Regions from separate parts of the Mus musculus genome. Here region 1 is linked to region 2. A link is a loop called in an ENCODE intact Hi-C map of the cell type or tissue named here. Cell type or tissue: left cerebral cortex. All regions are shown on one strand. Links, peaks and the distances in the headings refer to the core of each region. The heading gives the core; the rest is flanking DNA. Region 1 has its middle 12 kb from the start of Gm32123. Region 2 has its middle 6.7 kb from the start of Gm41112.

Evidence for each region. Peaks named below come from ENCODE experiments on the same cell type or tissue, not always from the same donor. Only the 100,000 strongest peaks of a DNase experiment are listed, where the experiment ranks them.
Region 1: it touches region 2 in a loop (4-fold over the local background); 2 of 42 quality-filtered maps call a loop at or near these places.

Annotation. Positions count from the first base shown.
Region 1 is chr14:25,091,001-25,103,759 of GRCm38, forward strand. No RefSeq gene overlaps it. Among named protein-coding and RNA genes, the nearest start is that of Gm32123, 12 kb to the right of the region's middle. In left cerebral cortex, for the core only: no CTCF peak of the experiment used is centred there; a DNase peak (open chromatin) is centred at 6,093.
Region 2 is chr14:25,037,639-25,050,397 of GRCm38, forward strand. No RefSeq gene overlaps it. Among named protein-coding and RNA genes, the nearest start is that of Gm41112, 6.7 kb to the right of the region's middle. In left cerebral cortex, for the core only: CTCF peaks have their summits at 5,393 and 7,392; DNase peaks (open chromatin) are centred at 3,464, 4,951, 6,676 and 7,442; H3K27ac peaks cover 318 bases.

The sequences.
Region 1 (12,759 bases), core at 2,701-10,700, 54 kb after region 2:
AGAAAGCTGTCTGAGGTCCATGCATGGTGCTCTGGGCAGAAGTCCTAAGCAGGGAAGGCAAAGGTGTCTCCAAGGACACTAACCACCATGGGTCCCAGCTCCATGTGCCTCTCCCCATCTTAATTCCCAGGAAGACTTCTGTAATCTAAATCCACTACTTAGGTCTTCCACAAACATTTATTAAGTACCTTCTGTGAACTACACGGTCTGCTGGGTGCTGTGGAGAAACTCAAGTAGTGAAATGAAATAAACAAATCTGTTGCCTGGATCCTCACAGCCCAGTGGACATTTGGTTCTCTTCATTGCTGGGGAGTTTTCTCTGCCTTGTCAAACTGTGGGTGTTGGAAGACCGGATTCCACATTCCCACTCCCAACAAGCAGAGATGTTCTGGGACCCATTGGGAAGGTCTGGGAAGCAAGAATTAATTGCTTCCCAAAAGAAACCATGGCTGTGTGTGGCCCAAGGGGGTTATGCCTTCTCTGGGAAGATAGCAAATGAGTAGGGTACCATGGAGAGAGAGCCACACTCCTGCAACTTGCTGGGTCCAGCTGCACTGATGGGCCAACTTGGCATCTCAGTCTCTCCACTTTTGGCAACCCACCTCCTTTTCTACAGGATCATACCATTCCCGCCAGCGCACCCAACTGTAGACATTCTACAAGAGGGCAGAAGATGCCATGTGACCCTTTGAGGGAACCTGAAAAACATTATGTCCCATCTAGCTCTTGGGGGGTGGAGCCTTCATTGCCAGGCTCAATCCCTGCTCCCTGGCCCATGCTGCCTTTTCTGCCCCTGGGCACACCTGGTTCTTTATTGATTGGCATTGGCACTACCAGCCAGGAAGTCAATTGTCTAGAATTACCTTCCTACCACATGCTGTCAGATGCACCCAGAAGCCTCAGTGGCTATTCTGAAATGAACACACACACATGACATCTTTGGTCCCTGCATCAGCCTCTCCTCAGAAGCCTAGCAAATCCCTCGCTAAAAAGAAAAGGAACCTTCACTGGGAGACTAGATTTGAGCAGGCCTTTTGCTCAAGTCACCTCCCCTTCTGGCCTCCCCTTCTGGTTCTCAGTGTGAGATGTGACATGATACTTAGGTTGGATGCTGCCTGGGACTCATTTCTAAGTAAATTACCAGTTTCTGGCATAAATACAAAGGGGTGAGCCTGTGTCCATCAAAGCCAGCCACACTCCCCGAGCAACAGCTTTCTACTCCTGGATCGATTTGTCTCAATCCAAAGCTCCTCCCATCCACTCAAATGCCTGCTGTCCGGCTCCATGGCTCCATGGACAACAGCATTCTTGGCCTCAGGGCTTTGCTTCTCCTTGCATCCCCAGGTTAGGCACACTTATTTGCTGTTAGCTTAGGGCCATGAATGGTAAGTGTAAGTCACCATGACCAGCCCAAGGGCCACGATTTTCACTTGCAATATTGCTCCTCTGCAGTGAAGGTTGTTGCCATCCTTGTTCTAGAAGTGTGAGCTCTCTGGCAGTCACGGCACACTCATCCTGTGCTCTAGATAGCAACTCTCAGAGAGGGTGACTTCCGCAGAGCAGCAGTGCAATGGGCAGTGGGCAGAGGTTGCTGGGACATTTCTCAGATGTTCCTTGCTTCCTGAGAACTGAGGGTGGTGCCATGCTCTGTCCAGTTGGTTGAGCATTATTTGCATCAGAGGCTGGACTGATGGATCTTCTTAGGACCAGATGCAGCTGACAGTTAAGCTGAGATGAGCCCAGTACAGGGAAGAGTTTGCTTAGCTCATCCCTGATATTCACAACCTTGTCATCGATGACTTGGCCAGGAATCAGTAGCACTGTAAATGTTCATAGACTATGAGTTCCTACAGGTCCACAGAGTACGGTGTGAGCTGAGCACAGTCCTGTTTATCAAATCCACGGTCAGCATCTGTGTGTGATAGAGGTCTATGTCCCAGCAGACCAGGGCCAGGATCCTAGTGACTGTCAAACTAAAATAGGCCTGCCTGCCTGAGAAACAGGAGTGGTCATTTCAAACCCTTTCCAGGGTAGCTGTGTTTGCACCCATGACCCAGAGGGACCATCCTCATCCACACACAGGCTTCTCTGACAAGTCCCTTTGCCTGGAGTGGGGACAGCATGAAAAGATGATTCTGTCTAATGTAGACTTTTATTTTTCTGCATCTGTCTCCCTTGCATGTCTTCTGTCACAAGGAACTCATTACCTGTTCCAAACAGCTGACAATGAGATGAAATCTGCCTTGCTCTTATTTTCTGCTCCCATCTCTGCCTGCTACAGCTGCTTTTAAAGCCTCTTTCATACATAGCTCATTGAGAAAGACACTGTCTCTGTCTCTGTTTGTCTCTTGTCTTCAAGCCAAATAGCCCTGACTTTCCAACTGTCTTCTCATGTAGCTGATTTCTGGCCCACCATTGCTGGGCTTGCTTCTATGGCTGTCTCATGAGAAACCAACCCTTCTCTAGGCTCACCAACCCTGGTTTGGCATGCAGACTCCTGGACAAGATTGGGACAGACTGGCACCCACAGCCACCCCCCACTTCAAGTCTGATTGCCACTGGGGAATATACAGTCCACCTATTCTGAGTAGCATGATGTCATCCAAGTGAGACCTGACTAGGTTGCATCTGACACCAGTTCTCCTACTTCTACAATTGAAAAAGAGATGTATTTGCCCTTTGGCTAATACTGCCAAAGATGTGGGGCTCGTGGGTCTACTCCTGGGAGTCATGCTGCAAGAGAGGAACAGAAGAAGAGCCTTCATCCAGTCCCTTAGCATTCTTCAAACAAGCTAAGCTGATAGCATGAGTGTGTAGAAATTAAAGATCTGACTGAGAGCTGGAGAGACGGCTATCAGCAAAGAGCCTACCACAAAAGCCTGGAGACTTGATTGATTCCTAACACATTAAGAAATCTGGATACACTGATACACACCTATATTCAAGTGCTGTGAAGAAGAGACAGGGGATCCCAAGGACCTGCTGGCCAGACAGTCTTGATGATTCAGTGAACCCCAGGTTCAGTGAGAGACCCTGTCTCAAAAATAGGATGGAGAATGATGGAGCAAGACAGCCAGTGCCAACCTCTCATTACCACAAGTATACACACATAGTGGGCATGTACATATCACATGTGTGTGAGTACAAACACACACACACACACACAGAGAGAGAGAGAGAGAGAGAGAGAGAGAGAGAGAGAGAGAGAGAGAGAGGGAGAGAGAGAGAGAGAGAGAGAGAGAGAGAGAGAGAGAGAGAGAGAGAGATAGAAACAGAGAGACAGAGAGAGACAGGGAGAGGAGTTTGACCAGACAGGCTGTAGATTTGGGGTTGCAGAAAGAACTCAAGGCAGCCTATTAGTAAGGTCAGTTTTTGTTCTGTTTGGTACCTTCAGTGCATTGGATAAGGACCACTCACACACAAAATGCTTTTTGCTTCAAGTCCACGAGTTTAAAGGTGATCATCATGGAAAAACATCTAGAATAATGTGTGATCACACATGAGGGTCTGGCCAGGCTGACACATAAGATTAATCCCTACCAACAAGCCCTCCCATCCAGTGACAGAAAGGGATACTGAAGCTACTTGAGATGTATTTAAACCTGTGATGTCTTCCAAAAGACAAAATGACATCATCAGAAACTTGCCCATCCCAGATTCTCATATTCTTATTATCTAATACAGTGATGGGATTCCTGACACCACAGACTACAATACGGAAGCCTACAAAGCAGGGTTCAGCCTCTGGCCATCTAGCCACCAAAAACGATGCTGTCTTCAAGTTATTAGTCAGGTGACATTACTAAGTATATATGTCAGAATATGGTATGATAAGCATTTATAATAAAACCAGCTTGTATCCACCAAAATTTGCATAACATTTATCTCTAGACATGGAACTAAAATGAGTCTATTGGTTTGTCTGTTTCTCTTGCAAGCATTATGTAACTTCTTCATTAAGATCCCCTGCCAATCACTAAGGGAGGTAATAAATAAGAAAAGTTTCTCATCTAAACAAAATGATTTTAGAAAATCGTTCCCATACATAAAACTCCAAAACAGTTATATCATTTCTCTGCGTCATGTTCCAGCTAAATCTAGCTAAACTCCCACCCCGTAGCCTGAGGGCTTTGTGATTGTGACTGTTCAGTTAGAAAGTGTTTATATGTGTTCTGATTGGCTGGGGAACGTACTTTATAAACACTATTAAGTACTATGCAGGTACCAATTATTTGTAGGAAACACTTCATCTGTGGATGCTGGCTGTCTTGGCACTTTCCTGCTGCTGTAACAGAATATCATAGACTGGGTAATTTATAAAGAACAGAAGTTCATTGCCCACAGTTTAGAGACTGGCAAAGCCATGCTTTAGGCTCAAGCAGGCTAAGTCCAACAGGGGCTGGTCTTCTGCTTCCAAGATGGAAGCTCATTGCTATGTCTTCTCAAGAGACAGCATACTGTACTCTCACAAAATGTAAGGCATGAAAGTGTGTCCAGCTCCATTGACCTCTCTTCTAAGGTCATTAATCCCATCCATGAGATAATTGCCTTCCATGTCCTTCATGAGGAAAGGCCCTCTCTCTGGAGACTACATTGACAATTAACCATCAGCGTGGGCTTTGGATACACATACAGACATCGAAACTGGCCATAATTAATCCCTTCTCTGTGAGGTTTACAAGTGACTGTCACCCTTTCTCCTCTCACTGCTACTTCAGCGGAGCTGGTAGACTGCACTGTTTCCTTGGCAGTCCTCCTTCTGAAGGGGGAGAAACACTTACCTCCATCTGTAGTCGCAGGAGGTGCATGTTCTGCCTCTGTGCCCTGAGTGACCAGGTTGCTCAGCTCCCACATTTAGCATTAGAGGCTGGTGATTCCATGGGGCGATTTGGGTGTATCTTATGCAATATAGAATGCTGTCTTAGGGTTTCCACTGCTGTGAAGAGGCACCGTGACCAAGACAACTCTTATAAAGACAAACATTTCATTGGGACTTGCTTACAGTTTCAGAGGTTTAGTCCATTATGGCCATGGCAGGAATCATGGCAGCACACAGGCAGATGTGGTGCGCTGGAGCAGGAGCTGAGAATTCTACATCTTGATCTGCATGTAGCAGAAGGAGACTGTACCACACTGGGCATGGCTTGAGCATAGGAGACCTCAAAGCCCTTCCCTGACCAAGTGACACACTTCCTCCAGCAAGGCAACACCTACTCCAACAAGGCCACAGCTCCTAATAATGTCATTCCCTGTGGACCAAGCATTCAAACACAGGAGTCTATAGGGGTTTTACCTATTCAAACCATCATACATGATTGATGTTATCCCTGGTTCCTATCCAATGAATTCCAGTAGCAAACAGCTAAAAATATCTCTGGGCATTGTTGTTTGGTGGTGGTGGTATTGTTGGTGGTGGTGGTGGTGCTTTTTGATTTGCTTGTTTGTTTGTTCATTTGTTTTATCACATTGCCTAGAACTCAGGGCTATGTTTCTCCAAGGCCCCGCAAACTCTGGAATAATCAACATTAGAGGATGAGCAAATATTCACTTGAAGAATACAAGGGAGCTTGCCCATGGGAGCCTCCCACATTGTTCTCTGTGTGGTTTCAAAGTGTCTGACTGGCCTTGTGTTCTCACCCTGTGGTATCTGGAGTCATGCTCTCTCTTGTATGGATCATCACTGATGTGAGCAGGGACATTCACTGACGGGAGCCTTGTCTTGTGACCGATGACAGCGGCACAGAACCAGAGCAAAGAAGTTGCAAAAATAAAACAACAGCTAAACATAGGGGATTGATCGTGGTGTGTGGGTACATCTATGTCTTCAGGTCATTAACAAATTCTGGAAAGTGCAAGCAATAGTAAGGCAGCTGAAGACTGGCAGACCTCCTGTTGCTCAATGCCTCAGCCAACCCCAGTTCCCACCAGCCCTGGTCCCCTCGGTTAGACACCTGCTCTCAGGGACTCTTTTACACCTGTTCTCAGAGAGCAGGGCATGCTGCCAGGGATGTAGTTTCAGCACCTCAGAGGCTGAGGGAAAGAGGAAGAAAGATGCCTGGCTTCTGGCTTGCCTTCACATCTGTTCTTCGATGTTTACACTATTTTTTTTTTTCAGCCTTGGCACTAAAACTCCAGATCTGGGTCCAGAGAAATGACAGGATATCACCAGGCTTTGTGGCTCTGAGACTCCAACCCATTCAAATTCTGAGAGACCTCTACCCCACACCTACTCCGAAAGCCTGCCTCTATCAGCCTGGAGCCAAGGCCCTTCTGCAAGGCAAAGCTCACTGTACAACATGGGATATGTGTTCATCTTGGGGGACCACTGTTACCAAGTTACAGCAAACTAGGTAATTTAAAGGGTAGAAATGTGTCTTTCTGTAGCCCTGGAAGCCGAAAGGCTGTGTGATCAGGTATCAGCAAAGCCCACTATACTTGTGGATCCAAGAGACCATTGCTCAAGGCCCCTCGACATTGGCTAGCAATTGTTGGCATTCTTCATTGGCAGCTTTGAACTCTTGTCTCTGCTTCCTGCTTCTGTGTATCTGTCTTGCCCCCATTCTTTTTCTTAGAAGGACATCATGTCAAGCCTTTCAGGAGAGCCTAAAGACCCTTACCTGGATCAATTACATTGGCAAAGATTCTCACTTCCCAATAGGTCAAAGTCACAGATAGCACGAAAGGTGTGTACATTAAGAGCCAGACCCACACTCAGTGCGGTGCTCAGGATAGACATCTAGTGATGAGCATCCTGGCTCTGTTCTTTTGCTCACTCACCAGGGAGATAAGTAGTGAGCCAGGCTTAACCATTGCTGTCTGGGCCAACAACCTACTTGACTCCCCAGGGATCTCTTCCTTCTACCTTTTTGACCATGTGACCAGATTCAGGGCTTCTATTAACATTTCCAGATCCTCGGGAAGTCTTTTTGGCCTTCCTTGGGCTCACCAACCTCTCTTTCAGCCACACATCCCACAGAATCCTCAACTGCCTCACTGAAAACAGGTGTGTACTCTCTGGCTGAGCCCCTGCAAGACACCCACCAATCATGTGCTCACCGTCGTGTTAGCAAGAGCCAGCACTGTTTAGCTCTGTGATCCTTGAAGGCTAATAATGGTTGTACTTGACAGAACCTTGAATCACCCAGGAGACAGGTTTCTGGGTATGTCTACGAAGGAGTTTTTAGGTTAGGTTAATGGAGGGGTAAAAACTCCTCCTCACTCTGGATGACTGTATTCTGTGGTTGAGGCTCCTGACTCTAAGAAGGAGAAAGAGACCTGAGCACCAAAATCCATCTCCCTTTGCTTCCTGGCTGGGGACACAAAGTGACCATCTGCCTTACACTCCTGGTTCCTGTCACGGTAACTTCCTGCCATGATGGACTGTGTGCCCTCAAACTGTGAGCCTTGAGTTACTTTTATCAGATGTTTTGTCAGAGAATCAGGAAAAGTAGCTAACGCTGTTTCCTTCCAAGGCATAGAGGCAGGAAATTGAGAGGAGAAGCTGGCCACCAGGAGCTTGGCCAAGCAGGGCTAGCACCAGGTTTTTAATCCTTATCATGCTCCCATTTCAGCCATTCACCTCCAAGAACCTGAGGTCTCTGCAGTGCCTTGACCTCAAGTTCAAAGTCATAAGACAAGCTAAGGCTGGGGACAGCTTCCGTGGAACCTCTTGAAGAGAGTTTCTACAGGTGGCTGGGACAAAAGGCCACAGGACTAAGGCTTTCATTTGGACATTCCTTGCCGTTTCCTCTGCAAATGCTTTACAGTGCACATGGATTTCCATTTGTCACCTGTGTGTTGTCGGTGTCTAGGGAGACGGCCTCCAGCAAAGGAAAGGCTCCTCATGTGCACCAGCAGAGAGACCTCTCACTACCAGGGTCCACATAGTCAGTCCTTGAATCCCTGTCCCCATCTGTACCTATGTGCTTTCTAGCCACCCCACATCTCTCCCCAAAGTCTGCTGTCACATGGTTCACTGCTCTGGGGTGTGTGGTCTGCTGCAATGTGCCATTTCCTAAGCCTGATTAGCTATTTATCAACCCCCTACCCCCAAATAACTCACCACCAAGGCATCTCCATGGACTTTGGTGGAGACTGGCTCTGCTTTGAGCCCACTTCCGTGGGCATAGCTTGGAGACTGTAGAGGAGGACTGATCCTTGAGCCACACCGCACACCTCATATTAAATCGGCATCGTGAGCTCCGTTACTAACCAGTATTACTGCACCCAGGCATCCAAGTACCCAACACACTGTACAGCAAACTCCCCTTGCATTCCGCAGTGTGCACAGGCTCCAGACTCTTTCTTCATTGCCATCTCCTTTTTACCTAAGTCCTCCTGCGTTGTCTGCTGCGCAGTCTCTGAATGAGCCCTCCCTCTAGGCTTCTCCCTTGTTCCTTTTTCTGAGTGTGGCTGAAAGCCAGAGGGTTGAGAGGCAAATGTGGAAAATGTCTGTGGTAAGACAATTTTACAACTTTGCAGATCCATGAGCTCCATGTGTGCACACATGCCCATGTGAACCCAGGGCCTCACCTAGACGATCACTGAGCTAGTAACATGCCCTGGTCCAACCCAGAAACAGATTCCAACAACAAAGTCAAGAGGCTTTGGCCAGGGCCACAAGAAGGCCAACCCTGCCCTGGACGGGAGCTCTGTGAACAATTTCTTTTTTTTCAGGGCGACGGAGGCAGGGCAGAGAATTGAAGAAATGTAATCAAAAGCATTTCCTTGCTGCTTTATGTATCGATTTGTTGCTATAATAGCGTTCTTTAGAGGCAAGCTGGCACACAGGAGACTGTGTACTCAAACCACACAATTTCGTGCAGTTCATCGGATATCTCCTGATACCACACAACACTGGGCACGCCTGCGCCTGTCCCCAGAGCGCCCCAGTTGGTAGTTCTTCCCTCTACTGCTCAGCAGCTCTGGGCCCCAGCCCCAGTCACCAATCTGCTTTCTATGTCTGTGCGCCCTCTTGTGTGTCCTGGCTCCCACGGTAAAGGAGTCAGTCAGTTTGCACACTGCGGTCTAGTGTTTTTGCCCTCGTTAGCCTGTTAGATCCATCGATGCTGTAATATATTCCAGTTGCTTATCCTTTTTGGTGGTTGAGTAATATTCTTCTGGAAGGATGGACTACGCACTGTTTCTTCCCTCTCAGTTAAGAGGCATTTGGGCTGTTTCGTGTTTGCGCAGAGCCTCTGTGAAGAAGCTGTCCTGGGGCGTGTTGTCTTTTTCTTCTGGGCAAGTACTAAGCATGGGAAGGTTCAGTCACACGGGAAGAAGAGAGTTAACTTTTTAAGAAACAGTATTTACCAGTGTAGCTGGGCTCTTTCACACGCCCAGCAGCTACGTGAGAGTTCTGCTTCCTTCTCAGCCTCACCAACAGTGTTTTAAGTTTTACCTGCTCTGACAGTCCTGTGCTATTGTGCGTCTCATTTGCATTTCCCTAATTACTAATGCGGATGCGCATCTTTTCATGTGGTTCCCCATCCAAATACCACCTTTTGTAAAGCTTCTATTCAAGTCTTTAGCTCACTTTTTTTTATTGTGCTGTTTTCTTAAGATTGATTTTTTTGAAAGTTCCTTAAATATTTGGATATGAGCTCTTTATTTTCTCACAGAATGTAGCTTGTGTTTTCATTCTGTCAATGGTGCCTTGTGAAAAGCAGAAGGTGTTAATTTGTGTGGTGGTCAGGGCACCCATTGGTTGTCTCATGAGGACACATTGAAACACTAAACACAAAGAAAGCTTCTTGTGGCCATCAGTCACGATTCATGAAGGACCTACTGTGTGTTGGGAGCCAAGAACCTACTAAGTACTTACTGTATGCCAGGGACTTAGAGCCTGCTATGTCCAAGAAGCAAGAGCCTACTATGAATTGAGAACCTACTGTGTACCAAAAACTAAGAAACTATTAGGTGCCAAGAATTAAGAATGTATTATGTGTTGGGGAATTCAAACCTATTGTGTTCTGGAAAAAAGCAAGCCTACTGTGTGCCAGGAACTGTATGAACCAAGTAGAAAAAAGTATGAAACCCACTGCCTGATGTCAGTCCTCAGACAGTAGAGGAGATGATAAGGGAGACAGAATGAACATTATCAATGCTGTACAAAAAGAGCAGAAGGTGGTGGGACTTCCATGGGAAGGAAGAAAAGGCTCTGTGACTAAAAACACATTCTTTAGGGTTCTGTTTTTATTTGTGGGGAAACCGTGATATCTGAGTTTAAAATACCTCCTCAGGCCACACACTGAAGGCTCCATTGCCAACCTAAGATCCTGAGAAGCTGAAGGAAGCTTTGGGAGGTGGGCCTAGTGGAAGGCTGTTAGGCTATTGGGGCTGTGTCTTTGCAGAGGCTATCAGGAGCTCAGCCCCTGGCTCTCTTTCTCCTTCGCTTTCCAGACATCGTGACTTCCACACGTGAAGTCCAGTCATCACTCGGGGTGGTACCACAGAGCACCGTGGACTGAAATCTCTAAAACTATGAGCTCAAACAAACCTTTCTTCTTTTAAAGTCATTTTATTTACTTACTTCTTTCTTTCTGTTTTGCTTCATGTGATTTACGTGCGTGATGGGGACTGCATGTGAATACACATATGGAGCCCGGAGGTTGCCTTGTCCGGCTTTTAGACAAGTGCGAGAGTTCCAGACTCGGGACCTTGTGCTTCCGCAGCAAGCACGTTAACGGCTGCTGTCTCCTCGGCCCCGCTCTTCCCACAGACTGACCGACCACCCGAGGTATCTTGTCATAGCCACAGAGAGCTGCCCTGGTGATTGCTTTCCCTGCTCACAGAAGGTGAGATGTTGGGACACGGGCCTCACTGAAGACAAAATGGGAGAAAATGCCAAGAAGGGGGAGGGGTTGAAAAGAGGAGGAAAATGACTAGAGAAAAAAAAATACCAAGGGAAGTTTCTAGTCGTAAAATAGAAATTAATGGATTATAGAGCAGGGACATTAAGAAAGATCTTTAAAGGGTTGCCGGAAATGGGAGAGCCAGGGCAACTCTGAGCTGTCATGTGGAGCGTTTTATATAACAAACTGCTGGGGAAAGCTAATATAGGCTTTATCTTACAAAGGGTAAGAGACAGTACAAGTTGGGGAGATGAAAGAAGAGGGGAGGCTCAGGAGAGCCCACACCGGGACACTCATGCAGCTGGCCACATGGGAACCCAGTGCTGCTTCAGGCTAAGCTGCTGTTCCCTGTACCCTGTTCATGGAGGGGACCCAGGACAGAGCTTCCAGCCCATTTTGATTTGGGGACAGAGGACAGCGATGTTCTTCTACAGATTGAGGAGCACTCTAAAGGTTCCATTTTCCCACTGGATGCCATTCGAAGAGGCATATGGGAAACTAGGCAGGTACCAAATGCTGTTTCCTGCATAGTATGCTTTGGAGGGACCCAGAGGTCAAGTGTCCAGAGTACAGTGTTGTTCAGCTAGAGAAAGCCCAAGGTACTCAATGGGCTCTGCTCTTCTTACTTCCAGCAAAAACAGGGAAGGCAGAGAAGGAGACATCAGGTGGAAAATGTTTGCTCTCACCATAAGCTGTATCTCAGGTGAAGACCCATCTGTGTTTCAATGAGCATTCCAGTGACAAGCAGTAGGACCATAGGACAATGGGGACTGAAGACAAGGAGATGATGCTAAACCAAGGCCAGAAGCTGACAGTCCCACTGCCGGCTGAGGCCTTTTGTTCTTCCATCTCTGAAGTGTTTATGCCAAAACCAAGTGGTGCTGCACTCTGTGAATGAGATTGAGCCCAGCTAATGCATGGCACCCCAAAACAGCAATATATTAGCTGGGGTTCACCAAAACTCAAAATATAGCAGCGGCTTAAATACATCAGAAGCTTAATAATATATAAGTCTGGAAGGATGCTGGAGACATGACTCAGCAGGGAGAACACTTGCTTACTCATGTGTGAAGACCTAAGCGCGGGTTCTCAGAACCAATGCAGAGCCCAGAGGAGTAGTATGAGTCCAGGATCTCACTGTTCTCACTTCAGGGTGGTAACCACAGACAGGGGGACCCCCAGGAGCTCACGGAACAGCAGCCCTGGCGTAAGCAATGGACCAATAGAGAGACCCTGTCTCAAAGGAGGTAGAAGGCGAGAACTGTCCTTCAAGATTGTTCTCTACCTCGGCCAGAGTTGTGGCATGCACACATGTGTAATCACACAGAGGGAGGGGAAGAGAGGGGAAGGGAGAGGGATAGGAGGCAGGGAGGGAGGGTCTCTCTTCACGAAAGGCCTCAAATCTATTCTAGGTAAACACTTTTGCTCAGGCAACTGGACAGGGCTTAGTCAGCTTAGTCCCACAGCCATGTGCTCGGCTATGTTACTTGGATTCAAACGAGTAATAATCAAAATTTATCAGTGCCTTAAAGGCACGTGGGAACACGGTCTCAAGGGAGGCCAGCCATATACTCCAACAACACTCTGCCCCTGTAGAAGAAGAGGGAATGGAAATTAAAGACAGCTAGTGACCTCAGCCACAATGATGGGTCCCTCACATTAAGTCCTAAATTAAGGAAAATGGAAAGACACCACCCTGCGTTGAACTGCACATGGATCGCAATTGCAGGTAATATTCTGGCACAAAAACCAAAGTAGCTCATCACAAGGTCTTGGAGAGGTGAATGGACAGGGTGTGTGTGTGTGTGTGTGTGTGTGTGTGTGTGTGTGTGTGTGTGTGTACATTTTATAGTGGATGATACAGGTTAGGTGTCTTCTTTGGGTCTCAATTGTTTAAGCTGTAAAA
Region 2 (12,759 bases), core at 2,449-10,448:
GTCACTCAGAATAGCATGGCTCCCAATGGCTCCCAATGGCTCCCAATGGCTCCCAATGGCTCCCAATGGCTCCCAATGGCTCCCAATGGCTCCCAATGGCTCCCTCCTTGTTCCTGCCACCCCGAGCAATACCCTGCTTTTGATGCCCCTGCATCTAGGATTTTCCGTTTTGTTTTAATCTCATCACTTATGTCTGGCGTCACACTGAACCCTGTGGCAAGGGACACCAACACAGGTGGGGTTTGCTATACTTTCCATGCCAGGTTTTTATATTATATTATTCCCCCAATGATTTTAAACAGTGGCAAAGCACACACACACAATCATAAACATGTAGGCACATGCATGAAGTAACTGATTTATCTATATTTAGTCACAAACTGGCCTGTGATCGACCTGAGACCTTGTTATTTTCACTAAGTCTGAAGAAACAGAGGAACATTGAGCAGTTTGCTGTGGGCAGGTGTCATGGGTACCATTCAGAGCCCCACCCTCTGATTCAGGTTTCATGCTGAGACCTGGGACTCTCACTACAGTCTAGCTCTTGTCTGAACAAGATCTCGTGTTTACACCGCACGGGGATGCCTTGCTCTAAGGAACACTTTAGACACATAGAAGATGTTTTAAAATATTTGTTTTTTTTAATCAGCATATATTAATTACACATAACAGGTTTCGTTGGGCATTTTCAGACATATATATGACATGTTTTGATCATCTCCCCACCCCTTACCCTCTTTTATCCTTTTTCCAGTCCCGATGGTCTCTTCCTTCCCAGCAACATCCCTCTCTACTTTTATGGCTTTTGCTTCTTGTCCTAGCTTCGTGTTTGTGATGTCCTGGTGAATCCTGCTTGCTTACAGAAAGGAGCACAGACCAGGAGCTACTTCCAGGAGCACCTGCTTCAGTACCCTCCCCTTTGCTTGGTTACACTGTTATTCTCATCACTGAGATGGTGATGGAGACACAGACAGGAGATATGATTCTGGGACTTAGAGGCCAGTGGGGAACCCAGGTTCAGAGCCCTCTGAGCCAAGCAGGGGTGTGTCTTCTTGCTTGCCTGCTTCTTTGCATCCATCTGTAATTATAAATGCCCAGGCCTATTCAGAAAAGCAAAATGGCATATTGTATGGAATTTGACCACTCACTGACAAAGCATGCATGTCAGTTTTGTGACTTTGAAGATTCTCTGGAGCTGATTAAATGGGAAATTTTACCTGGTTAAGGCCAAGAGGAGCTCTGCAAAATCACTAGCCCAGGAGTGTCTGGAAGTTTTCAAGGTATCTAGGTCACCCCTGAACCCCTTGCTTGCACTTGACAGCTAATGACAGCATAACACTTGGAGACGAATTTTTACATTTTCCAGAACTTGCTCTCCCAAGGAGGCTCACCACTTGGTTTCTGAAGATCTGAATACCCCTCGCCTCAGCACTGAATGGCAGACCATTTTTCTTTTTTTCTGCAGAGAGGAAAAAAAGGGAAGTGTAATTTTCAACTCTCAGCACAACGTGCCTTTGATTAATGTATATTGTAATCATCACAGAATACACAGCTGTCTATTAACGATGGAACCAAATGAGTTGAATAGATTATCAAAGAGCAGCAGCCCCGGTTCCACTCAGAGGTACATGCTTGTCTTTAGAACATTAATCTCACAACGGCTTTGAGTTTGATTCTAATTTCCCTGATCGTCTGCAAGGAGAGGTTGACCAGTGTAGGCAAACTTCCCAGGAGCAATGGGAGCTCATACTTCCCTGGGGCCAAAGAATGAGGAGGAGCAGGGCTTTCTTGAAGTGATTATTCCAAAGGGGTGGGAGAGGCAGAGAAGGTACTTGAGGCACCCAGAAAGCAGGAGGCCAGAGCCTAGGATTCATAGAAGAGGGTGGAGCTTTCTAGGTGGCCAATAGGAAAGGTTCCTCTGAGGCACTGCTTAATAGGAGGTGCTGAAGAAGAGGAAGGCAGGCAAACTAGCCAGACCTTCCTGGTCACTCAACCCCAAGGGGATTGGCATACAGCACAGAACACTCTGCCCTTGTGATGGTTTCTAAAGGCCATGGACTGGTTGGGATCTGGAATCACCTGGTAGACACGCCTCCAGGCACACCTGAGATGATCTTGATTAGACTAACTGAGGTGAGAAGACCCGCCCTTAAAGGAGTGCCACTAGGCCCTAGGTTTGGATTCTGGAAGGAACGAAAAGGGGTCTGAGAGCTAAGCAAGAGCATCCACTGTTCTGTGCCTCCTGGTTTCAGACGTGTCACGATCAGCTGCCTCAAGTCCCTGCAGCCTTCACATCCTCAACGGAGAACTCTACCCTCGAACTGGGAGCCAAAATAAGCCCCTCCCCCTCAAGGTTGCTTTGGTAAGAGTGTTTTATCACAGCGATGTGGGAGGCAATGAAGCCAACACTGGGCATGATTTCTCTCCTGGGAAGACTGAGCCCTAGCACAGGAGCCCCGGGCTCTTGGGAGAGCAGGCCATTGCTATCTTATTTTAATACCCTTGAGATTGACTAACTCAGACAGCCTTGCCATCACTGCTCCAACTGACTATGTTTCCCAAGTCACCTCAAGCCAAAGACCACTCCCCCAGCAACCCCATGTAGAATACATAGTCCTCCTTCACATTAAAACCCACCCAGTATGTCAAATATTCAAGCTTTATTGTCCCCAACAGTGTCCCACAGTAATGCTGTCAGTCACATCTATTCATACCCACTGCATTAAGTGTATGTAGTACAACTGATGGTCAACTTTTTCAGTGACTCTTTCATCTTTAGTCTATTTCCCCCAGTTTTCTCTGACTCTACTTTATTGTTTAGTCTTATTTGTTGCTATAACAAAGTGTCCTAGAATGTGGGTGACTTATAAAGAGATAAGATTTATTTAGCTCATGGTTCTAGAGACGGTAAAAACGAAAGAGCAGTGATATCAAAATGAAGCAGAGACTATCACATAATTAGAGTAAATGTGCTAGCCCAAGCCTCTCATCCTCATTTTATAGAGCCACCAATACAAAAATGGAGTCCCCATCCTGATGACCTAACCTAATCCCAGGCACTTCCCCAAAGCCCACAACCAAATATATAGATTGTGAGTGTGGGGGCAAGTTTCCAACGTGTGAACTTTTATGAACACATCCAGACCATAATAGTCACTCTCCTTCCAAATCACACTTTTGTCTTTTGCCGTGTCTATCTGAAAACTTCTTTGTCCAAGTTCAGTTCAGATATCAGTCAGCAAGACCGTTTTTAACTTTTTAAATTTTTGTTAGATTTACTGACTGCTTGCATAAGAATTTGCCTACACACATGTCTGTGTACCACGCACATGCCTGGTACCTGAGGAGATCAGAGAGAGTGTCAGATCCCCTGGAAGCATAGTTAGATATGGTTGGAAAGCACCACGTGGGTCCTGTGTAAGAGCAGCAAATGCTCTCAAGCACTGAGTCACATCTCCAGCCCCTGCAAGGCCTGTCTGCATTTGTGTAGTGAAACCTCCACCAAGCCAGGGAGTTGGAGTCTTCCTGGCTGCCTTGCCTCCTTGTCTGCAAGAACATGGAGGGTGAGGACTGTGGCTTGCCCCCTACTGCTTGTCCCAAGACTTGTCTCACAGTGAGTTGTGGGAAAGAATCGGGGTCATCCCCAGCTTCAGAGTCTTCCCAGTCAACCCCACCTGCCTTTGTCATCCACTCGTGGGATGACAGAAAGGTTATTTCATGTGCCATCAGATGGAAATAGCTATATCTCAGGGCATGCGGTGGTGTCCCCAAATCGCAGGGCTCAGGGATGGTGAAGCTTTCGGCTTGATTCTGAGCCTCAACTGTCCACAGTCCAGCTCAGGAAGAGTCAAGGCTCTCAGGCTACAATATACATATATACAGACATCACACACCTCTCTCTCTCTCTCTCTCTCTCTCTCTCTCTCTCTCTCTCTCTCTCTCTCTCACACACACACACACACACACACACACACACACACACATGTATGCACACGAGCATGGAGTGGGGTACTGTGGCCGAGGGTAGTTTATCCCATGAATTTCAGAAATATCTCCTGGTTCAAAGTGTCTCTAAGTGTTAACTCTGTGTCATGTATTTGGGGCAGAGGGCAGACAGAGAGTAGCAGGAAGGTGAACAGATTCTAGGCGTGGTAGTTCTCAAGGTTAGCATATATACCTAGACCACCTATCTTCAGGCCATCATCAAAGCAGACTCCATGACCCTGAGTGGCAGGTTGTCAAGACTTCTGGGAGTTGCTGTGCTAGCCAAGGAGCGATAGAACTCAGGAAACATCTGGGGAGAAGCTAGAGGCAGGAAGGGCAGCACTTGCTCCGGGAGCCGTGTTTTAAGAAGGCAGGAGGGGGAAAGATGGCAGCTGAGAGATTGGTGCCAGTCCAGTCCCTGTCAGCCTAGGGGCAAACATTGCCAACACACTGTCTCTGGAGCAACATATGTCCCCAAGCCCAACCAACCCCATGCCTGAGAGTAGAAACGCCTCTCAGGTGCCCTGGACTCTTTTCTTGGTTTTGGAATGTGCTGGGCCACCCCTAAGGCTCACTTTCCAGCTCCTGTGCTCTACTGAGAGTTCACAACCATGTCAGACATCGTCAGGGGATTCTGGCGCGACACCCCAACTCGTAACACCACAGCAGGGCAAGAGCTGGCTCTGCAAGGCCATGACTGGGAAAATCATCACCCAAGGTGGGGCAGGATAGGCTGCAAACTCCCCCCCCCCTCCAGGTTCCTCTGCTCCATCCTCTGCCGTGACCCATAAATTCACCAAGATGAAGTCATTCCCCAGCCGTGGCTGTAAAAAGTCAGCTGCATAGCTGCAGAGTTTGCAGCCGAGTCAGATTATAAAATAAAACCAGAGATTCTGGAGAGCGGAGGGTCAAGCCAGCCAGCCCTGAGGGGAGGGGAGATGGCTGTTCTGTTGTTTTTAACAAGCACCAGAAGGTTTCAGCTTTGTAAGATTCCTCACCCTGCTCCCCCACCTTCCCACAACTCCTTTTAAAGTAGAGGATCGTGCAACTTCAGGGCTTCTTCAGTGTTACAAAAATAAAACCAAAATACAAACTTAAAAAAGAAAAAAACAACAACAGTCTGTAAGTTCTCTTTCCTGCTGTGTTTGAAGCAGACCTCAGACCCTATTCTTCTGAAGTTTCCTGAAATTTGACCAGAATCTGGGAACTCAGAGAAGTCACAGACCCTGCCTCTTTCATTCCCTGAAGCCGGAGTGAGAGCCAGAGCCAGGAAGCTGGAGTGGCCCAGGAGCTGAGCATGCCACCTGCCCAACTCCAGTGGGACAGCTTTCTGATCTACATAGCAGGTTCTTGCCAGTTGCCTCTGGTCCCTCCAGGTCAGCCTTCACCACTTTCTCCATCTGAGTACATCCCTCATGCAGACACTAGGGGATGGTCTGGGAACAGAGCAATTGACAACGCAGACAAAGGCACTTGCCTCTGCTTTCTCTATCTGGGAAGGGCTGAGTAGCCAGAACCTTAAAAAAGTGAGACCACTAATGTCCTTGTCATCCTTCTAGCAAGGACACCCATGAAGGTCAGGCTGAGACCATCTCACATGTGCAATAACCTCTTAGCTCACCAAGTACCCATTTAGTCTTTGTACATCATGAGGAAAGAAATGAGCTGCGTAACAAATGACTCCAAGCACAGAGATCAGAACAACAAGTGTGCATCGTCTCATGGGATCTCTGGATGCACAAAGTCAGGAACGAGGCTGTGGTGCATCTGATGGCCTGACTGAGGCAGGTCCTCCCCTCTCCTCTCCCATGCATGGAGGTTTTTGCAAGGGCCTATTGAGGAGCTTGTTGGACAAAGGGCTCAGTTCCTCTCTAACTGTTGCCCTGAAAGTCCTTCTCTGTGGCTGCACAGACCTCGCTGTAGAAGGTTTCTTTCATCATGAGCAATGAGTGTGCCTAAGATGGACCATATACACTTTTTAATAACATGATCTTTAGTATGGTACTCCTATATAGTTCTGTATTTGGTTTGTTAGAAACAAGTTGCTGGGTCCAGCATACGCTCAAGGGAGAGCATTGTACAGTGGCTGAATACTAGGGGGGGAAGGAGAACTGGGGTCCATTTTGGAGGAGGCTACTTAAAATAGAATCTAAGCGGTGATAACCAAGACTTCAATGTGTATTGAACACCCTCCATGCTCTGAGAGCTGTTTTCAGTGAATTCCATATGAAGTTTTAATTCATACTCACTCCGATTCAGGAGATAGTTTCTCCATCTTACAGACAAAAAGTCTGATCCTCACAAGAGTTACAGAAGTGATTGAAGACTGCCAACCTATAAATAAGTTAAAAAAGCAAACAGTTGGTCCCTTCTAGAGCCTCATACAGTATGATGAAGTTGCCTCTTCTGAAAGGTCATCTAGAGGTCATTTGGCACACTCTCCTTTGCAGAAATGACAAGTGTAAAACCCAGAGACCCCAGATAACTGGCCAAGGTCACACAGTAAATGAGAAGCAGGGGAAAATGGGTCCTTGCATCTCTTAGAGCCCTGGTTCCTGAAGGGAGATGGACGAGAGAAACAGCAGATTTGTAAGGCGGCATCTCACACGAAATGGTGTGTGACATGCAGCTGTGTGGGGTGGGAAGCAGCATGAGTCATGAAGCAGTCAGTGTGGGACATGACGCCCTGAGTTGCGTGAAGCACCGTATGGCACAAAGTGATGAGGGGCGTTCAGCACTGTGTGGCAAGACGCCGTGTGGACCATGAAGCCACGTGGAGCATGACGCCGAGTGAAACTTAAAGCAATGAAGGGTGTGCTGCAGTGTGGGCTGTGAAGTAACATGGGGCATGAACCAGGGTGGGGCATGGAGCATTGCGTGGCAGACCAATGTGCCTAGCTACCTTTCTCCCGACCTGGAAACTCTGGAGAAACTCATCAGCTCTTTGACCATCAGCTGACCATGAAGCTTGAAGCTTCCCTCTACCCAAGCTTAGACATGAAACCCCTGGTGTCTGCTTGTACCTATACTTAATCCATGTCCCTTTTCAGGAATATTTCAGCTTGCCTTGGCTGGAAAAAAATAGGCCCATCACAGACATGAGTGTAATGGACTGGTTTAAGTTTTCCTGGGGGCTTAATAAAAGGTGGTAGTTTGGGTAACAGCTTTGCCATAGGCCCTTCTGTTAATACTTATCTGGCTAATGCATCTTGCAAATGGCCTCATGCAGCTTTGGGGACATTAAGAAGACTTCACAATGTTGTTCTACATATGGTATTTCTGCCTTGGAGTTTTTTTTTTTTTCTTTCCACTTGTATAAATTATTTTACGATGAAGGTGGCGGTGCTGAGGGAGAGGGGCCAGAGGAAGGGTTAGAATTTCACAGAATCCAGCCTGAGGCATTTTTTGGAGCCCAGAGGGAGCTCTGCCCCACATTCCTGAGCACAGGGACCAGGAGGAATGGAAGCTAAGCAGCTGAGGAACACCAGCTGTGCTCACACACATCACATACTAGCCGAGCAGGCGTCTGTTGCCTCAAAATGTCTTACACGTTGAGTAGACTCACCCCAAAAGGACATATCACGAGATGAGCGGAATTTCTGCTGTTACATGGGGTCCCAAGACTGAAGCCATCTTCCCTGCCCTTATCAGGCCAGCCAAGATAGCCAGAGGCAGGGCTATCTAAACACTGAACACGGGGCAAAATTCTACCTTACACATACCAGGCACAGATGTGGACCCAGCACTTGACTGATGTCCTCGTTCCACACAGCTGAAGGTTTCTCTATGCCAGATACCATGCCAGGCCCTCTAACCAGGACAAATACAGTCCAGTCCAAGCCGTAAAGAAAAGCCAACCTAATGAGGAGTATAGATCTGTCTACACCTACTACCAACCGATGGAGCGATGAATAAGTGTATGGAAGACAGTGCAGGGAGCCCCAGAGGCTCACAGAACCAGCTAGTCAGGAGGGTGGAGGAGACTGGTGGAGGATCCAGCTGCCAGGTATGCTCTGTGAGAGAAATGGAAGGTGGGAAACATGAGGAGAACCAGAGGGCATGCAAAGTCACAGCGAGGATTGTTAGTGCACATGGGATGTGGTCTCTGAGGTTGCATACCCTGCTGCAGATTCTAAGGGAGGCATGGTGTAAATAGTGTGTGTGTGTGTGTGTGTGTGTGTGTGTGTGTATCTGTGTGTCTGTGTGTGTTGTGTTTTCGGCATGTTATATGTGGGTACCTACTCTCATCGACAGAAACCTGCTGTCTCATCTTCTCTACCTTGTTTGGGACAGTCTCTCACTGAACCTAGAACACAGCAAACCAGAGCACATGACCCTGGGATTTGCCTGTCCGTCCTCTCGGGGCTGGAGCTAGCAGGCTCAATGTGCCTGGATTGTTTGTGGCTGCTGGATATCTAAGCTCAGGTGCTCAGGCTTGCGCAGCAAGCACTCTACCACTGAGCCAGCTTTCTGGCCTGATGACACACAGTGATGGGACACACAATGTGTATACCTTAATTTCACAAACTAACTCTATTTGATTCCTCGAATGATTATAACAGAGATTCCTGTAACTGTGCATCAGGCTGTCTATTTCTCTCCACCCTCTACTGCAGCCGAGGTTCTCCAGGGTTCCGGTCAGTGGTGAGTAAAGTGGTACCGCCTCCCCTGCTGCACGGTTTGCTTTCCTCACTGACTGAGCATGTCTTCAGAGACCTGCTGGCTTTTGAGCCTTTGACTGTGGGTTGTCTGTGCATAGCCCTCACCCATCTCTCTATTTGTTTTCTTTTATTTCTTTTTATGATCTGGAGGAGTTACATGAACAATTTACTTACTAATCATTCTCTGGTTTCAGATTTGGCTAGTCTGTCCAGATTGCCATGCCTCTGATAACGTTTGTATGGTATTTTGTTTTGGAGACTGGTATTTTTTTGTTTCCCTCCCTCCCTCCCTCCCTCCCTCCCTCCCTCCCTCCCTCCCTCCCTCCCTCCCTCTCTTTTTCTCTCTCCTTCCTTCCTTCCTTCCTTCCTTCCTTCCTTCCTTCCTTCCTTCCTTCCTTCCTTTCTTTCTTTCTTTCTTTCTTTCTTTCTTTCTTTCTTTCTTTCTTTCTTTCTTTCTTCTGAGACAGGGTCTCAAGTATTCCAGACTGGCCTCAAACTTGCTACATAGCGAAGAATGCTGCGTTAACTTCTGGTCCTCCTGCCTCTACTTCTCAAGCCCTGGGATTACATTTAGGCCCTGCCACATCTGGGTTTGTAGGGTGATAAAATGGCACCTACAATCCTCCCATGTTTGGCAAGCGCTCTGCCCACTGGGCTAGCTCACCGGCTTCTTGAATAGTACGTTCTGATAAGCATTTTTCCTTTAATTCTGACACAAACCCACTCATTTATTTTCTCCCCATGTGGTTTGTACTTCATGGTGGGGAAGATAATCCATGAGACGTGTTGAGAGATGAATCCACAGTAAGAGAACTGGTTGCTCTTCCAGAGGATCTGAGTTCCATTCCCAGCTCACACAAGGAAGCTCACAACCACCTGAAACTCCAGTTCCAGGGCATCTAAAACCTTCCTTTGGCCTCTACAGGGACCAGACATGCATGCAGTGTGCAGACACACATACTGGCAAAACACCCATACAACCATACAACATACAATTAAAACATTTTAAAAAATAATCCAAGATTCCATAGTAAAAACTACATCAACATATTTTACCATTGTTACATGCAGTGTTCACATCTGAATGTTTAAACCCTTTGGAGTTTATTTCTGTAGCAAGAATAAGACAAAGACTTGACTTGAGTTTTCTCTATACAGGATGTCACGTTTTAGACACATGATTTAAAGAGCAATCCATCCTTTCTTCACTGGTTTGTGATGGAGGCAGTAGTGTATATTGGGGAGATAATTCTTACCTGTCTCTAGCTTTTTTGTTACATCCTCAGAGCAGAGACTGTGACAGACAATTTGCAACTATTTTTTCAAAAGTGTACTGCATGGTAAATAGCTGGAGAAGGAGAGACTGTCCCCACAGAGAGAAAGGAGCAAATTCCCCTACTGACTCGTAGAGTATAAACAAAATGACTTTTCCCTTGAGGACACAGGCCAATGCTGCCACTTGGAAAGATTTAGGTTCCTTACGCTGAGTATGTGTAAGATAGAGCCTGTCAATCATTCTGCTTACACATAGGTGCTGCCCAGAGCCCTACAAGCCACCTGTAGTGACTGAGACCTATGGAGCAAAGGCAGGCTATTCTGGCTACGGCTGCTGCTAAGAATAATAAGCTCCCTTCTCAGACCCAGGAGGTTCGTTGCTTTTGCCAGCAGCCATGAACTTGTGACAGGCTTATTTGGTAGCCTGCAGGTTTCATATTGTGTCAGGCTCTTAAGAAATTGGGAAGTCTTGAATTGTCATATGTAACTGGGACTCTTCTTTTGTAAAGACAACACCAAAGCTATTTTAATTGTCATGACTCTATTACAATTCTTATGTCTAGTAGGGAGAACTTTCAACTTTGGCCTCTGTCACTGTCAGATTCATTAGTTATTTATTGACATTCATAATAAGTCAATTTTGGAATTGATTTGTTGAGCTGTCCCTAAAATTGTATTTCAGTTTGTTTGGAATTATCTTGAATGTATATATTAAATTGGGGGGGAAACTGACATCTTTATAACATTCCTCAGTCACAAAAATTATATATATATATACATACATATATGTGTGTGTGTATTTGGGTTATCATTTGTGCATTCATCAATGCCAGTACTTTCATTGCTGTTTGTTGTCCTTGTTGTATCTAATTTTCTGTCACAGTATCTTAGTTATGAAGGCATAGAAGAACATGGTTACCCTCTACATGTTGGTCTTATGCATGGCAAAGTTATTTTTTGTATCTTTTTAGTTCTTGGCATTTTCTGATTGCTTGGATTTTCTATGCAAATCACCAAGTCACCCACGAATGAGGGGAAAGGCGTCTTTGCCCCCCCCCCACACACACACCTCCATTTTCCTTTCCTTTCTCATCAACATGAACCTGTAGAATCAGCAGCACAATAATGGAGAAGCCAGTTCTGCTGTCATATTCCTGACCTGAAAGAAAATTGCTCTTAAGTACAATGCTTCCCCCGGCACACTTAGCATGCAACCTTTGCCAAAATTAAGGTTCTTTGCATCTATTCCCCTTTATAAAACCATTTTTTAAACTAAAAATTAGCATTGAACTTTAGGTGGTATTTCAACACTGATTGGTGTGATGGTTTCCACCTCTCTGTCATTAATACTCTCAATCACGTGCATCGATGTCCCTCGCATTTCAGGAACAAATCCTACATATTCATGATGCGTTTTAAAAATGCATAGCATCATGTTCAGTTGTCATCCCATGTGTGTGAGGTTTGCACTCACACAGACACAGGCATGGATTCTGAATAAAGAGGAGAACCATCATAAGGTGGGACAACAGATGGTTCTAGAATGTCCATTCTGGCTGAGGTGTTGAGGTTAGGCAACTGGACCATGTCTGAGCAGGGAGAAAGACGATTAGCCCAGGGCCACTAAGAGCTCAGATCAGAAGTGAGGTTTTCAAGCTGGGTGGAGCAGGGTAGAGAAAGAGGAGGCAGGGCACTGGGCTAGCAAGATGATCTGCCAGGTTGGATTTTACAGGGAGACAGGAGTGTGACTCTGATTTGAGCAAGCGGAAGGCTGGAGTTGCTGTTGGGACAGCATGAGGAGTGATGCAGGTGCGTAAGTGTCAGGTGAGGCATTGGGGCTGAGGGCAACAGTGGAGGATGCTCTTGAAGCCATGGAAAGGATACTGAGTATCTAATGAGCTTTTTACAAGCAGCAGAGAACTTTCCTGGAGAGCAAGCTTCTATCTGAAACCTTGTTTAAGAAGCGGTTTGAGGCAGGAGAGGGGGTATCAGGCCATCAGTGCCTGTCATCATCTCACACAAGCTAGAGCTGGAGATTATTTTTGTCCCTTACTACAAACAGTTGCTACCCTTTCTGTACCCAAACACATCGGTGTCATCCCGACAGCTTCTACAATCTAAGACCTCTGTGACTCTGACCTCACCAGCTAGCGGGCCCCGTTCTGACTCCTTCCATCCAGTTGCGCAGATGCATGTGGGCCCAGTTCTCCAACAGGCATATCTGATGGGTGAGGTCACATGACTGTGCCAAGCCCCAGAGAAGGCTGGATAGGTATATGATCTACTCAAAGACAACAGGACTCATAAAACAACATACTTAGAAAGCGTAGCAAGGATTTTGTAAGGATTCTGAGCACCTCAAAAAGCTTAGATGCCAATAGAATCCATCTCTCATTTCCCACATACCACTGCTTTTCTCTCTCACTCTGGACTTCTTTGCCTGTATCCATGGTTGTCCTTTTTTGTCGCTGAGTACTATTCCATTGCATGATGACTTGGTTTGTTTGTTTCTGTCCCATTTGATTATTTTCCAGTTTGGGGCTGTTATAGAGAAAGCTCTACATACATCTCTGTGCAAGTCTTTGTTTGGATCTAGTTTTCATTTCTTCGTGATAAATAACTGAGAGTGGGTAGACTGGGAGACTCAACCAGTCCATGTTCCGTTTCATAAGAAAGTCCACAGGCTGGGGACATGGCTCAACTGGTAAACTGCTTGACCTGAAAATGTGCATACTGGAGCTCAGATCCCCAGAGCCCACGTAAAAGCTGGGTAAGAGCAGTGGCCCTGCCTGCCATCAGCCCAACATCCAGGCAGGGGCTAGAGCAAGTTAGCTAGCGG